Regions from separate parts of the Mus musculus genome. Here region 1 is linked to region 2. A link is a loop called in an ENCODE intact Hi-C map of the cell type or tissue named here. Cell type or tissue: heart. All regions are shown on one strand.

Region 1 (8,000 bases), 94 kb before region 2:
CCCCTCCTGGAGGGACAAGGAAGGAATTCCTTTCCATTTACCTTGTAGAGTAATCCTTCTGGCACAGCATCCTCTTGACTTCTGTTTGTCTGAAATGGTTTTCTTTTACCTTTTGCTTCAAAGGGTGGCTTTGCTGGGTACCAAGTTCTAAGTCAGCAGCTGTTTTTGTTTTTTTGTTTCTGTTTTTTGTTTTTACCCTTCTGAAGATGTCACCGTATTGTGCTTTAGACCCACCCCCAATACATAAATAAGTAAATAATTAAAAGTGATCTGGAGCCGGGCGTGGTGGCGCACGCCTTTGATCCCAGCACTCGGGAGGCAGAGGCAGGTGGATCTCTGAGTTCGAGGCCAGCCTGGTCTACAGAATGAGTTCCAGGACAGCCAGGGCTATACAGAGAAACCCTGTCTCAAAAAACCAAAAAAAAAAAAAAAAAAAAGTGATCTGTGGTTTTGTTGTTGTTGTTATTGGTTTTGTTCTGTTCTGTTCTGTTTTTAAGACAGGGTGTCTCTACATAACCATGACTGTCCTGGAACTATGTAGACCAGGCTGGCTTTCTGCTTCCCAAGTACTGGGACTAAGGAGTGCACTACCTTGCTTTGTTTGTTTGTTTGTTTGTTGTTTTTAAGTTCTTTAAAACACACAGCCTTGGAAGGTCTCTTGAAAACTCAGAAATTGTGGTAACATCAACCAAGCAATAGTGGCAGATGCTTGGAAGGGGCTGTGCCCTCTCTTCACCACTGGCTTCCACTCATATAAGGAATACCTACTGCCATGGTTACCTCCCCTTCCCTGAGCTGAGTCAAATCTGGAAATAGATTCTTCAGGATCTCATGGTCCACACAGAGCTTTGTCAATATACCAAACTGCTCTTCCAAGGGTCTAAGAATCACCCTTCCACCCCCACCCCCCAATATAAGTCACTTGTATTAGCTCCAAAGAACATGCTGGTGTCCAGGCCAGGAATTCTGATGCCACTATACTTTATAGCGCAAGGAAATAAGATGTCTTTGGAAACTAGTTTTGTTTGTGATAGTTGGAGAGGCTGTGTTCTGATGGAGGGGCTCCTGTCAGCTGTGCCCAGAGAACATGGCGGAAGCTTCACGGACGTGCTGAGGGCAGGGAGGAACAGAAATTAGATGATAGAGTTAAAGATTCCCACCCCCACTCCCACATAAGGTCACCCTTAGAGAGTCCAGCAGGCAAGCTACAACCCAGCCTAGGCTGAGCTCAGCACCTCTGTCAGAGGCAGGAGGGGTATGGAGGGACAAGCAAGCCTAACCTAAGCCACCATAGGATGCATAGCTGAGGCTGAGACCCAGCCAGAGGTGTCAGGAAGGCAAAGGACACAAGCCGGCTGTTGAGTGGACACCTGCAGGTGTGTCCTCCTTCCGACAGTCTATCTAGGTCTCAGCTCCCTCTACAGCCCCGAATATGGCTGGCCACTTTGTAAACATGCAGCTCTCAGGAGCTCATCTGGGACAGCATGCCCAGGTGTTCCCGGTGTCTTTTCTTTTGGCTTTTCTTTTGTGTTTGTTTGTTTGTTTGTTTTAGATTTTAAAAAATGATATGTATGTGTTTGTCTGCTTCTGGGTTTGTGCTCCTGAGGGGGCTAGAGGTCCCGGGGCCCCTCAGAGCTGGAGTGATGGGGATAAGCTGTCAGATGTGGGAGCTGGGGCCTGAGCTCACGTCCTCTGCAAAAGCAGGAGGCACTCGCAACCCTAAGCTGTTAAGCCACCCCTCCACGCCACCCCACCCCCCTTTTAAAAGCTTTTCTATGTGTTACTTGACCTTTGGCTGATAAGTGCTGTCTTTACATACTCCTGGATGGGAGGGGGTAGGGTGGACGGGGAGTGGGGAGCACCGGAGTTGACTGGTGCTGATATGCTCCCATTAAAGATGGGAGATCACACTTGCCTGGGAGCCCACTTGCCTCGTGGGCTGGAGAGATGGCAAAGGGATAAAGAGCACTGGCTGCTCTTCTAGAGGACTTGGATTCAAGACTCAGCTCCAGAATGATAGTTCACAGCTGGTTGTAATTCCAGCCCGAGGGTATCTGATGCCCTCTCATGGCCTTTGAGGGCATTGCATGTACATGGTGCAAATACAGGCAGGCAAAATACTCAAGACACATAAAATAAAATGAGAAACATTATTATTAACAGCCGGGTGGTGGTGGCACAGGCTCAGCACTCGGGAAGCAGAGGCAGGCATATGTCTGAGTCTGAGGCCAGCCTGGTCTACATAGTGGGTTCTGGGACAGCCAGAGGTACACAGGGGAAACCCTATCTTGAAAAACAAAACAAATAACAAAAACAACAACATAAAGAAAGCAAAGAAAATATCCTTGAGAAGGGCTGGAAGCATGCTTGTTTGGCGTATTCCAAAGTCCTGGATGCAATTTTCTGCATCTAATAAAACCAGACATGATGGCTCACGCTTGCAGTCCCAGCACTCAGGAGGTGGAGGCAAGATCAGAGATCAAGGCCATCCTTGGACACACAGTGAGTCAAGGATTACCTGTACTACAAGAGACCTTGTCCCGAAAGAAAGGAAGAGGAAAGGAAGGAAGAAGAGAGAAGGCGGAAGAGAGGGAGGACGGGGGTGAGGGAGAGAGGAAAGGAGGGAGAGAAAGAAAATGTCCTTATGAAATCCAATATTGTGTATGACCGCCCCGCCCCCCTTCCCCAATACAATTGTCCAGGCACCCGAAAGCTCTGGGTTAGGTCCCAGGTGAGTTCTCAGGGCTCAGGCCAGGGTGACGGGGTATAGACAGTGAAGGAAGGGGATACGTTAAGGAACATTTAGGAACAATCGTCCTGCACATTGATGATGGGTCTTAGACAGGGAGAACTGGGAGGATATATGGCGATGGGTGAGTTGCAAGTGCCCACCTGGAGCACAGGACAGTCACTCAGGCCGGCTGAGACACACTGGAACACGAGGACAGGGCACTGGGACAGGATTCCCATACCGTGGCTGGTGGCTGCCAGCTCCCCTGCCCACGTCTGTCTGCATTCCTGCCCATGTCTCTTACAGAACCTGTACAACCCAATGAACTAGCAGCTACAACTGCGCATGCTCAGAGAGAGGTGGCTGAGTCCAACAATCAGAGCGCATTACATCACATCCTGTTCAAAGAATTAACAGCAGAAAGCCAGCTCTGACTCTTTCCTTCTGAATGTGCCTTAGAGTTTTCCAGGTGTGTGTGCGTGTGTAATTTCTCTTGTTTTCAAAATATATAGTTGCTGGGCATGGGTGGATCATGCATTTAGTCTTAGTACTCAGGAGGAAGGCTAGAGCTAGCAGATATCTGTTGGTTCCCGGCCAGGCCAGCCTGGTCTACATAGTGAGACCAAGACTCAAAAATACAAAACAAACAAACAAACAAACAAGCAAACAAAACCCACATGAAAAAGTACAGTTGATGAGCGTAGTGGTGCATCCTATAATCTCAGCGTTGGAGAGGCTGAGGCAGGAAGACTGGCGTGAATTGGAGGCTAGGCTGCGTAACGGAATGAGATTGTCTCTAAATAAATAAATAAGTAAAACAAAATATATAATTGATTTTTCTTTTTAATTATTTTTATTGGGCTGGAGAGAGAACTCAGCAGTTAAGAGCACTGACTACTCTTCCAGAGGTCCTGAATTCAGTTCCCAGCAACCAACCACATGGTGGCGCACAACCATCTAAAACGAGATCTGGTGCCCTCTTCTGGCAAGCAGGCATACATGCAGGCAGAATAAAGCTTTAAGAAATTATTTTTAAAAACAAAAGAATAATTAAAAAAAACTTTAAAAAAATTTTTTTGAGGCAGGACCTCACCATACAGCCCTAACCAGCCTGGAACTCAGTGAATTCTGAGATGGAAGGTGTTCATACAGCTTTCATCTTTGTAAACGTATATTTGGAGACTGGTGCATGGCTCACTGGGTAAAGGTCCTTGCTGACATCCTGATTCAATCTCCAGGACCCATTTGATGGAGAAGGAAAACTGACTCCCAAGGATGACCCTCTACCCCTTTACACCTGCAGTAAGTTAGCATAAAACTAGTCAGTGAACACACACACATCCCCAATGAATGTAATTTTAAAGTCTTTTAAAGAAATGTCTACTCTTTGCTTTCTATGTGTAGGGTTAGCTAGCTTCCCAATATCTCCTTCAAATGTGCCCACTGTGGCTTACAAGGTTCCCTCTCCACTGTGGACCCAAACAGACCTGGGACAATGGCTGTGGTGTTGTAAGAGCCTCCCTGACAGCCCCGAATGACAGAGACCCTAAACAGCCGCACTCACCCCTATTGCTTCTCATGTGTGTGTGTGTTTAGAAAACTTCAAGAGCCATGTTAGGAAAATTAATGAGAGAGATGCTGGTGGCCCGAATGCAATAAGTACAATGGCTAATAGCTAATGAGCCTTTGCCCGAAATCCCAGCACTAGGAAGACAGACAGGAGTATCCCAGTGGCTTGCTAGCTTGACAGTCTAGCTGAACTGGTGAGTTCCAGGTTCAGTGTGAGGAAAAAATACTGTGGAGACCAATCAAAGGCCTCCACATGCAGGTGTACACACATACACACCCAAAAGTGGCGTATATATTGGCCAATACTCATAAACATTTATATGTGTCCTAGACTTCTACTGCATGCAACAGTAGAAGCACACAGCCTACAGCTCGAACTGACAGCTGAACAGAGCAACTCAGAACGGGAGGCAGGCAGGAAGTGAGGATGAAAGGGAGGAGGGATTCCCTAAGTTATCCACAGCATAGTGAACGGCGTGTCATCAGGCAGGCAGCTCCACTTCACACATGTCAAGTGAGCAAGAGGGTCCTTACGAGGGAATTGTCACTATCTTCATAAAGGTCCTTGGGCCCTCACCTGGACCATCACCAGTGGCTCTGCTTGTAGTCTCTGGGCAGCTTGAATGTTGTGGCGTTCAAGACCATCAAAGGAAGAACTCAGACTCAATGCAATTGTAACTAAAGGGTTTGTTGATTACTGCTAGCAGGACAACAATCTCTGAGCCAAACTTGAGATTGCTGCTTGAAGTGAGGGGAAGGGATGGACTTTTAAAGGCAAGAGCCACAAGGAGAGGCTGCGAATCTGCAAAAGCAAGCTGAGGCTGTTCTGCTCGGCCAAGATCAGGTAGTCAAGGCGACCTCAAAACAGTCCTTGAATGTCTGCACAAGCAGGTTACAGAAGCCAAAAAGCAGTTACTCATATCACAACAGGTAGATGGTCATGGCTGAAGGCTGTACATTTCTGGGCGGAGATCGCTGAACTTCTCTTCCAAGGAATGGAGTCAGAGACAAGTGGCTAATGGGTACCAAGATGGGTGTCAGCACAAAATGGAGTTTCATCACAGATGAGTGGGAGATGGGGCCTGTTGACTGGCATACACCCACCTTGATTCCCTAATTGGAGTTAGCATCTTGGTATTGGGCCCATCAATCCCTTATGAGTTTGGCTGTTGTGTGTCGGCCTCCGAAAAACAGACAATGTGAGTGTGGTAACAAAGTGGTGTTTGGGGTTTGAGGACTGCGAAGCTTGCCCATGGTGGGGATATAATGACTGAGATAGCTTTTTTTTTTTAAAGGAATACTAGTTGCCCACCTCTATCAAATGTCTGAGTCTAGTGGTAGAGAACACCTCCCCCATTCCTCTCCTTACCCCTTTATAATGGCTATTCCTGGTTGTCAACTTGACAATATCTGGGATGAACTACAATCCAGAGCGGGAGGGCTCACCTGTGATCCAGATCTTGAGGCTGGAAGACACAAGTTCCTGACCTGGATCTTGGCATGGAGATCTTGAGGCATAGTGGCCATGAAAAGCTTAGGCCCAGGCAAGGTAGTATACTTTAATCACAGAAGACTAAGGCAAGGAGATCTCTGAGTTCAAGGTTAGCCTGGGACAAGTTCCAGATCCTGCATGGTGGTACACACCTTTAATCTGGGCCACACCTTCTGCTGGAGACCTACATAAGGACATTGGAAGAAGGAAGATTTGCTCTTCTTGCATTTACTTTTCCAGCCCATCTGTTGAAATCTACTTCTAGAGAAGACCAGCAGAAACAACTAGCCTTGTGGGACTGAGAAAATACTAGATTCTTGGACTTCCAATTCACAGCTGGCCATTGCTGGGAAGTTGGACTACAGACTGTACATCACATCATCATAATAAATTCCCTCAGTATAGAAAGACATTCCATATGTTCTGTGACTCTAGAGAACCCTGACTAATACACCCTTCCTTCTACTTGATGCACTTCTCATCCATCCTTTCCTGGACCCCACTGTCACTCAGCCAGCCCAGACCCCCACTTTGCCTGAGTCCTCCAGTTGATTGGCAGGTCTCCCAAAGTCTCATCTTGCTCTGCTTCCAAACCTTTCTCTGCCACAATGTAGAACGTGCCCCTTCACCTGTGTTTGTGTATATTTAATTGTATTATGTGTGTGCCCTTGGAGGCCAAGAGAGGGTGTTGGGTCCCCTGAGGCTGCTAGGGTTCAGACTGTAACAAGGGTGTTGAGAACTTAACTCTCATCTTCTGGAAGAGCACTGAACCATCTCTCCAGCCCCAGGTTTTGTTTTTCTGAGGCAGGGTTTTGTTGTGTAGCCCAGGCTGGCTTTAAACTCTAAATCCTCTCTCTGCTCCCAACTGCTGTGTGTGTCGCCATATTCTTGAGGAATCTCATTTTGACACTTCCTTTTAAAAGACTTCAGTAGGGGCTAGAGAGATAGCTCTACACTTAAGAGCACTGGCTGCTCTTCCAGAGGTCCTGAGTCCAATTCCCAGCAACCATATGGTAGCTTATAACCATCTGTAATGAGAGATCTGATGGCCTCTTCTGGTGTGTCTGAAGACAGCTACAGTGTACTCACATACATAAAATAAATAAATCTTAAAAAAAGACTTTCAGTAGCACTTTATTATAACACCCAAGGCTCTTCCTGCCCTGCCCTGCCCCTGGCACCATTACACTTTGGGGAGCATGACCACACTGCACAGAGTCTGACACCTGTCACAGCTCCCTGCTTGAAAGCTGATCTCCCCACCAGCATTGCAACATCTTCCTATTCCACATACCAGTGTCCCTCCGAGACCCCCTTCCCCAGGAAACCCACTCTCTGTCACTCTGTTAACTTTTCCTGGGGAGACAGACGTCTACCCAGCCCAGATAGGGCACCAAAGGCAGACCTGTAAGGTCTCTGCAACCTTCTTGGCCAGTGGAGTGACAACAGCAGAGATAGACAAGGAGGCAGTCCTGCTCAGCACAACTCAGGAGCCAGTGTCGGTTCAAACCGTGGGCGTCTGACTCTGTTTATTTCAGGCATATTTAAGCAAAGCACAACTTAGCGAAAGTTATTCTGGTGATAATTACCTCAAATCCGTCTCCACAACAAAGCACACATAAATCTCTTCGAGGAACAAAGTAAGCTACATACGGATCAGACATGATGACATTGAAATTATATTTCAAGTCTATAAAAATAGATTCTTTAGATTAACTGGGGAAAACTTTTTTTTATCGGTGTTGGAAAATCTGTGGCACACAGATAGTGCAGAATTCACCAGACTAGAAAAGACAACCTCCAGCTGGCCGATGGTGGTGCACCCCTCTAATTCCAGCACTCAGAAGGCAGAGGCAGGTGGATCTCTGTGAGTTCCAGGACAACCAAGCTACACAGGGAAACATGGCTCAGTGGTTAAGAGCACTGACTGTTCTTCCAAAGGTCCAACTACATGGTGCTCACAACCATCTGTAATGGGATCCGATGCCCTCTTCTGGTGTGCCTGAAGACAGCTACAGTGGACTCATAAACATAAAATAAATCTTTAAAACAACAATAAAAAAGCAAACAAAGACAATTTGCACTCCAGCCTCTGGAAGGAGAACAGGCTTTGCATTCCTTCTCTTGAAAGGACAACCCTGCGTGCCTAACATTCCAGGTTCCCCTGGTCTATGAGTACAGAGACCTCTTTGTCCCTACACAGATCAA
Region 2 (8,000 bases):
CTAGATTCCTTCTAAGCCAACAGGTTCTCTTCGAACCTCTCCAAAGAGAGAGTTCCAAGGCTCTAAACCTCTCAGTCCTTATTTGGAAGTCATTTTTTAGGGCAAAGACAGAGTGGACTCTGAAGTGGTCAGTACTCACACCCAAGGCAGCTACTGTGGGCGTCCCATAGTTCCATGAGTCAGGGGCTGAGGAAGTGTCCAGCCACCATGCATAATTGTTAATGCTGACCATCCCTCTTCCAAACAGGAAGTGGCTGCGGTGGGGGCTGCCCTGGCATCCGAAGTCACACATTTATGGGACCATAAAAGTTCCCGGTGCCCATTAAGTCTGCTCTGGGGTGATGGAGCTTTGGTTCTTAGTAGAGTCAGCTGTGGGAGCTTAAGAAGGTCCAGCAGCTCAAGATGCTCGCTGGTAACCCCTGATGAACCTTGGGGTCATCAGGACCAGCCCCATGATGGGTTAGCTGTCCCCAAGAAAGGCTCCGGCAGCTGCTGCCAGCAACTCTAGTGAGACTGGCATCAGGACCCAGGGCCCGGTTCTGCTAGGCGTGATTCAGCTTGGCTGCACCCTGGGGCAAGGGAGCTAGGGAGGAGGGCGTGGCCATCTCTCATTAACCAGAAAGAGGGGCTGAAAGCGAGAGGAGCCAGGGTGTAAGGAAGTATCATCAACTGGAGAGGTAGCTCTACCCACCGCCAGCCCTCGTCGGGCTCAGGGTGGTCAACTGAGCCAGATGTGGGGGACAGGAGGCCCATGCCCCTCCACCACCATCCCTGCCACCGCCTCTCACCCAACTGAGTCAGCTTAATGGTTTTTACAACCCTCCTTGGGCACAATTACTGCACTGGTGGCATGACCGGGCCTCCTAATGGGTGTTTATTCTGTTGGCACGAGCACCCCCTGCCTGAGGGCTGGCCTCCCCACCAGGGCACACCTCCAGGGCACACTCATGCGAACTCACACCCACACACTCAATCATGGGTACACACGTACTCTGAGATACTTTCTCACACATAGCCATCCTCACTCAGGAGTTCAGAGACCTATGGTAGGAGACGCCACTCCCACCGAGAGATGTCGAAGGATCTGGTGAATATTCAGTCACATACGACTACCCCAGCCTCTACCAACACCGCATCTGCCATCAAACATAGAGGCAGCAGGTGTGCTAACTCCCACCTGTTCACCAACCCTTTTCTGCCCAGCTTGCTCTGGAGGGATGAGGTGGACCCAGAGGAAACGCATTATGCTGTTCTCCCTTTAAAGCTGTCCCCAAAGACTTTAAAATGGCGATCTTCCCCTTTCTACAAGGGGACACATAGGCCAGAAGGCCCAGTGAGCATATCCTGCTTCAGTGGGGAAATAGACCAGGGGCCTCAATGGCATTTACCAGTTGTCCCTTAAAGAAAGATCACAAGTTGGACATTGTGACTTATGCCTGCTGCAATCTCAGCACCCAAGAGACTCTGAGCATCTTACTGTGAGCCTGGACTACAAGTGAGGTCCCATCTCCAAAAGGAGTGGTGGCTAACAAATATCGGAGAGAGCTGGGGGGGGGGTGCACACCTTTAATCCCAGCACTCGGGAGGCAGAAGGCAGGGGGATCTCTGAACTTGAGGTCAGTCTGGTCCACAAAGTGAGTTCTAGGACAGCCAGGACTATACAGAGAAACCTTGTCTCAAAAAAGAACCCCCAAAACAAACAAACAAGCAAACAAAAACAAACAAACAAGCAAACAAGCAAACAAAAACAATAAAAGCAGTGAGGTGGTGGTTAAGAACACTGGCTGCTCTTGCAGAGGACTTGAATTCAGTTCCCAGCCCCACATGGTGGTTTACAAACTATCTATAACTCCAGTTCCAGGAGATTCAGTGCCCTCTTTGACAGACTCCTGTATGCATGTGGTGCATAGACAGACATACAGGCACCCACATGTACACATAAAGTGCATAATAAATATACAAAGGGTCACATCCTCTGAAGGGTCTAGACTAAGAGCTAGGTAGGGTAACAGCAGCTTTTAGATTTTAGCTAAAAAAAAACTAACTTAGGCCAGGCAGTGGTGGTGCACGCCTTTAATCCCAGCACTTGGGAGGCAGAGGCTGGTGGATTTCTGAGTTCGAGGTCAGCCTGGTCTACAGAGTGAGTTCCAGGACAGCCAGGGCTATACAGAGAAACCCTGTCTCGAAAAACCAAACCAAACCAAACCAAACCAAACAAACCAAAAAACAAAAACTAACTTAGGATCAACGATTCTGCCCACTAAAGGGTTCTACGAATGCTTTTGGAGCTGAATACATCAAGCCAGAGTGTGTAGAGACCCTATGTATAGAATTGGCGAAGGAATGTTCTAGAATCCCCAGACCTAGAGCCATTTCTTGCCGCCTGAACCCAACCTGGATTCTTGTTCTGCTCTGGTAGACTGCTCCTGATGGCTGGAAGAATTCTGTTCGCCATAACCTGTCCCTCAACAAGTGCTTTGAGAAGGTGGAGAATAAATCCGGAAGTTCCTCTCGAAAGGGCTGTCTGTGGGCCCTCAATCCTTCCAAAATCGACAAGATGCAGGAAGAACTGCAGAAGTGGAAGAGGAAAGACCCCATTGCTGTGCGCAAAAGCATGGCCAAACCAGGTGAGGCTGTCAGGCCTGTGTGAGAAAGGCCAAGGGACCTGGGTACCAGAATGAAGAAGAGCAGAGCCTGGGGAGAGAGGGATACAGGGAGGGGGGTCTGGGCTGGGAGGCTACAAAGGAGAGAGGCCTCATGGTGTTTTCTTTTGGGCCTTTGCAGAAGAGCTGGACAGCCTCATTGGAGACAAAAGGGAAAAACTGGGCTCTCCGCTGCTGGGCTGTCCACCCCCTGGGCTGGCAGGCCCAGGTCCCATCCGGCCCATGGCACCATCAGCTGGTCTTTCCCAGCCTCTGCACCCAATGCATCCAGCTCCAGGCCCCATGCCTGGCAAGAACCCCCTGCAGGACCTACTGGGTGGCCATGCTCCCTCCTGCTATGGGCAGACCTACCCACACCTTTCCCCCAGCCTGGCCCCTTCTGGACACCAGCAGCCATTGTTCCCACAGCCAGATGGGCATCTTGAGCTGCAGGCCCAGCCAGGCACCCCCCAGGACTCACCTCTACCTGCCCACACACCACCCAGCCACGGTGCCAAGCTGATGGCTGAGCCTTCCTCAGCCAGGACCATGCACGATACTCTACTGCCAGATGGAGACCTTGGGACTGACCTGGATGCTATCAACCCTTCTCTCACTGACTTCGACTTCCAGGGTGAGCTGGGAGCTGGGAGCTGGGAAGGGTGGGACAGGACTAGAGAGGTGCTCTTGGCTGCGTGGCCTAGCCTCTTCATGTCTCTAGGCTGCCACCTGCTGGCTCCTGAGTTTCTTGTCACCTGAGGCGGATGACTAGGAATGTTAAATTCGCATTTGCTCCCTGCCCTCCAGATCATGAGCTAAAAGGCTCTTTCCCCCATCTCCCCCCTCCTGGTACTCTGATCATGTACCAGATGGCTTCATCATCAAACCGCTCATCTGACAAAGCTGGGAAAAGCCGGAAGTTCCATTGGTGTACTTGACTGTGAGGGACTGGGAGGCTAAACGTTCCAAAATCATTTGCGTTTTATCAGAATTTAGCTTTCACTTCAGGAGACAGACTTTCTATGGAATGGAAGACCTCAGAGCTAAGCATGTCCTAGAGAGATTTGAGGGTACAAGCCCAGAGAGGTGAATCTTTACATTCTCCTCCATCTTGCCCGCTCCATCCTACAGGCAGCCAAGCCCCACCCTCTACCCTTCTAAGCCCCGCCCCTTCCCGTTTGAACTGTAGTGTACCGAGCAAGCCTTTTTGGAGGAGGCTGTTGATCTATACCTTAGACTGTTAGAAATAAACTTCACATAGACCTTCATTCCAGACCTGCTGCGGCTGCAGAGAACAGGCGGCTGCAGAGGAGGCTATGTGGACGTGGGATACTATAAATTCTATCAGAAGGCTAGAGATGTGGGTAGGGGGTAAAGCGTTTGCCTAGCATGCACCAATCCTTAGTTAGGGTCAATACCCCAGCATCACAAAACCCTTAATTAATACCCACTCAAGCTCCTACTGAGTACCAGGCATCTTGCAAACAGCTTTACATATGTTCTTCCCATCTGGACCTAGCAAACAATACTATACAGAGAGATACATCCACTCAAGGTCGCTGGGCCAGAAAGAAGGAGTTGAACCCAGGTGGCCAAGAGCAGCCAGCGTTGTCAGGTCTCTTTCTCCACCCTGCGGTGATGATGTTCCAGGCAGCGACTCCAGTCACTGGCCTGCCACGCGGCAGGTCACACGACCCTAGGAGGAACTCAGTGACAGCACTGTTTGTTCCTCAGAGTCAAGTGTCCTTTCTGGTTCTATCCCTGTACCTTGGGTCCTGTGAGGGGGCGGGGAGGAGGGTCTAGGGAGCCAGACCTGTGTACCTCATCAAGTTCGGTGGTGCACTGTGGGAAGACTGTAGGCGGCAAATCAACCTTTGGGAACCAAGGCAGAAGCCTGAGTGAAGAGGTTCAGGGGGGCCTCTAGGCCGCTTCCAAGAAGAGCTTTGCAACAACCTTCAAATGGGCAAATCCTTAACCTTAATCTAGTACCCTGTTCTTCTCGAAGAGGCCCAGAGGTTACCTGCAACTATGGCAGTGGTTCTCAACCTCTGGGTCGCGACCCCGATGGAAAGTCTGATGACCCTTTCATAGGGGTCGCCTGCATCTATGGCTTTTACACCGTGCTACCTTGGAGCTCGGAGCTGGACTCTGAGGCTCAGGAAAAAAAAAAAAAAGTTCAGTGATTACTTGAGGTCCCAGAGTGGATGCCAAGATAGGCTTCCAGTCCGCATCACCAGACTCCTGTTCTCTGAGGCTTCTGAGGTACTTGGGTGGGAGACAGACTGGGCTTAACTCTCTATGGCCTGCCAATGATGAGGCTTCTTCCCTCTCCCCGACTAGGAAATCTGTGGGAGCAGCTGAAGGATGACAGCTTGGCCCTGGACCCCCTCGTATTGGTGACCTCGTCGCCGACGTCATCCTCCATGTTGCCACCCCCACCAGCAGCCCATTGCTTCCCCCCAGGGCCTTGTCTGGCAGAAACAGGCAATGAGGCAGGTGAACTGGCACCTCCAGGCAGCGGCGGCTCCGGTGCTCTGGGAGACATGCACCTCAGCACTCTCTACTCCGCCTTTGTGGAACTGGAGTCCACGCCCTCCTCAGCAGCTGCCGGCCCTGCCGTGTACCTCAGTCCCGGCTCAAAGCCATTGGCTCTGGCTTGAGCTATGCCCAACATCAGCTGCGGCCTTTGCCTAGCTGGCTGCCCCATATTGGGCTCACCTTAAAGGTCAAAGAAGGAAAACACTACCTGTCTCCTATGCCACTCAGCCAACTTATTTGTTAGCCAGAAGTTGGGGGCATCCATCTAGGATGCTACCTGGTGGACCCGCATCTCACACGGGGCCCCCAGCAAGGAAAGTGTCGGAAAAGAAGCAACAGCGCGCCCCCTAGCGCCAGCTCACTCGAACTTCAGCTCTCGAGCGTGAACTCAAGCTCTACACACCTGCTCATCATGTGCCTTACACTCAGAGGAAGCCTTGGGTCACAGAGTCTGATTTGATTTCTGGGGCAGCTGAGAGCTAAAAGCTTTAGTTAGCAAAGCTCAGGGCCAGTGTGACAGGTCAAAGATCACCCCTCCAAACCTCATCCCAATCCCCATGTGCTCTACAGACTTGGCCCTCTCCCAGAAATCTCTATTTATTCTCCCATCTTACACCCTTAAAGCCTACAGGGGCTCCTCCCGTATGACCTGTGAACCCCTTAGGGAGACAACTACTTCATAGAATTTATCTATACATCTTCAGTATATACTCTGGTTGGCCATCTCCAAGGTGACACACAGAAGGGGCAGCATCTACCCTGGGACCAAACTGAGCCCAAATCCAACACAACATGTTTGGAAAAAAAAAAAAAAACTTGTCCTCAGAAACTTGAACCCCCTCTCTTAGTCTCAGCCACAGGAAAGGCCCCCTTCAGGTTGCCAAGTCTCACTCTTTCTCAATGAGAGGTTCATATAGTTCAAGCCCCAGCCTATTGGATGCGGTCAACTGTCTTAAGCATCCTGAGTAACTAGGGTTTGCAACCCGCTACAGGATGATGTGTGTGTGTGTGTGTGTGTGTGTGTGTGTGATACCCCCCCACACACACACACACATACACACACCTGCATAGCAGACTTGGGGCTCCCAGGGAGCCGGCAGAATGTCCGTGGAGCTGAGCTGTGACTCAGATGCCCACCATGACCCACCAAATGGGATCCCCAGCTTTCCCAGGGCCTGAGGGCAACCAGAACCTCCATAGGTTGTCCCCAAGCTCACACGAGGGTGGGCGGATCCCTCAGTCATCTACCATTGTCCCCTGTCCTGGAACAATAAAGTAAGCGCCTGATGGTTGCAACTACTGAGCCTTCGTTTTTTGGGACCTTCAGTCCCCAAGCAGGGTGTCTACAAGGACTCTAAAGATATAGATGTAGATGTAGCTATAGATAGATCATATATATGGAGTGGGTGTGTGTGCATTGGAAAATGTGTGCTGTGTATGTTTGTGCATATGTGTGCTGCCCCCCAAAAGGCATCAGATTCCCTGGAGCTGGAGTTACAAGCAGTTGTGAGCCTCTGGGTGGATGCTGGGAACCAAACTTAGGATCTCTAGCAGAGCAGCAAGCACTCTTAACTGTCTGAGCATCTCTCCTACCTTAGTAAGGCATCTAGACCAGTGGTCCTCAACTTGTGGGTTGAAGCCCCTTTGGGCCAAATCAAATGGCCCTTTCACATGAGTCATATATCATAGACTCCATAGCAGATGATATTTATATTTTGGTTCATAACAGTAGTAAAATTACCATTATGAAATAGCAATGAAGTAATTTTACAGTCAGGGGTCACCACAGCACGAGGAGCTACATGGGGGGTGGGGTGGGGGGGGAGTCACAACATTAGGAAGGTTGAGAACCACTGCTCTAGACCAAGCAGAGTGAGCAGCCAGGCAAGGCCTCTTCTCAGAGGAACTTGAAAAATGGGGATCTGGGCTTAGCTGTCCAGAGAAAGGAGCTGACTTCTTTCAATGACTCTTCTTCTGACACCTGTCCGATGCTGCCGTGACTGACCCAAATCGCACAAGACAGGGTCACTGTTGTGGCTGGAGAGATGACTCAGTGGTTAAGAGCACTCACTGCTCTTCCAGGGGGCCTGAGTTCCATTCCCAGCACCTTATAACCTCTGTAATTCCAGGTCCAGGAGACCTGATGCTTCTGCCCTCTGGCCTCTAAGGGCTCTGCACTCTCATGTAGGCATACATTTCTTTCTTCCTTTCTTCCTTTCTTCCTTTCTTCCTTTCTTCCTTTCTTCCTTCCTTCCTTCCTTCCTTCCTTTCTTTCTTTCTTTCTTTCTTTCTTTCTTTCTTTCTTTCTTTTAAAGAAAAGAAAGGGCCACTTCCCTTTCTAGGGTGTATCTTCTTGTCACTACCTGGGAGAGATGCTAAGTCTGTTTGGGGCCCTGGGTTCCATGGGTGACAAGATGGGGCATAACTTGATGCTGCCTGTGCTGCTGCTGGTGGAAGATGAACTCAGGAAGGTCAGGAGTCCTTCCAGCCCACCCCATAGGTAGCGGTGACTGTAAGAGTAAGGGGCAGCTCTATAGCTCCCCCCTCCAGAAGCACACACATGAGTCTAGATCAGTCACATGTGGGTCTTTGACTTAAGTTAGTCTAGGGGTCAGGCCCAGAGCCCAGCCAACACCTACAGGGCTCTACAAAGAATCCCAGAGCAGAAGCTCACCCCACATTAGTGCCTACCTCCCTCCTAAGGCTCTAGGAAGGAGCTGGGATGGGGTAGGGTAGGACATGGGAGAGGCATGGCCAGCTGGCACACCCCAAAAAACAAACTGTTTGCCTCACTGGGAGAGGGATACAGTTGTCTGCCAA

Evidence for each region. A loop is a pair of places that touch in the nucleus more often than their neighbours do. Peaks named below come from ENCODE experiments on the same cell type or tissue, not always from the same donor. Only the 100,000 strongest peaks of a DNase experiment are listed, where the experiment ranks them.
Region 1: a loop joins it to region 2, with 4 times the contacts of the local background. A loop is called at or near these places in 16 of 42 quality-filtered maps.

The regions. Positions count from the first base shown.
Region 1 is chr11:78,449,566-78,457,565 of GRCm38, reverse strand. No RefSeq gene overlaps it. Among named protein-coding and RNA genes, the nearest start is that of Slc46a1, 12 kb to the left of the region's middle. In heart, CTCF peaks have their summits at 2,069 (motif pointing left) and 3,695 (motif pointing left); no DNase peak of the experiment used is centred here; H3K4me3 peaks cover 365 bases; H3K27me3 peaks cover 1,103 bases.
Region 2 is chr11:78,356,053-78,364,052 of GRCm38, reverse strand. Foxn1 (forkhead box N1) reads left to right here. Exons shown (of 9, transcript NM_008238.2): 7 at 2,420-2,627; 8 at 2,785-3,276; 9 at 4,983-6,476. The coding sequence ends at 5,302. Among named protein-coding and RNA genes, the nearest start is that of Gm30367, 13 kb to the left of the region's middle. In heart, CTCF peaks have their summits at 3,377 (motif pointing left) and 5,527; DNase peaks (open chromatin) are centred at 3,031, 3,372 and 3,812; H3K4me3 peaks cover 1,255 bases; H3K27ac peaks cover 451 bases; H3K27me3 peaks cover 2,867 bases.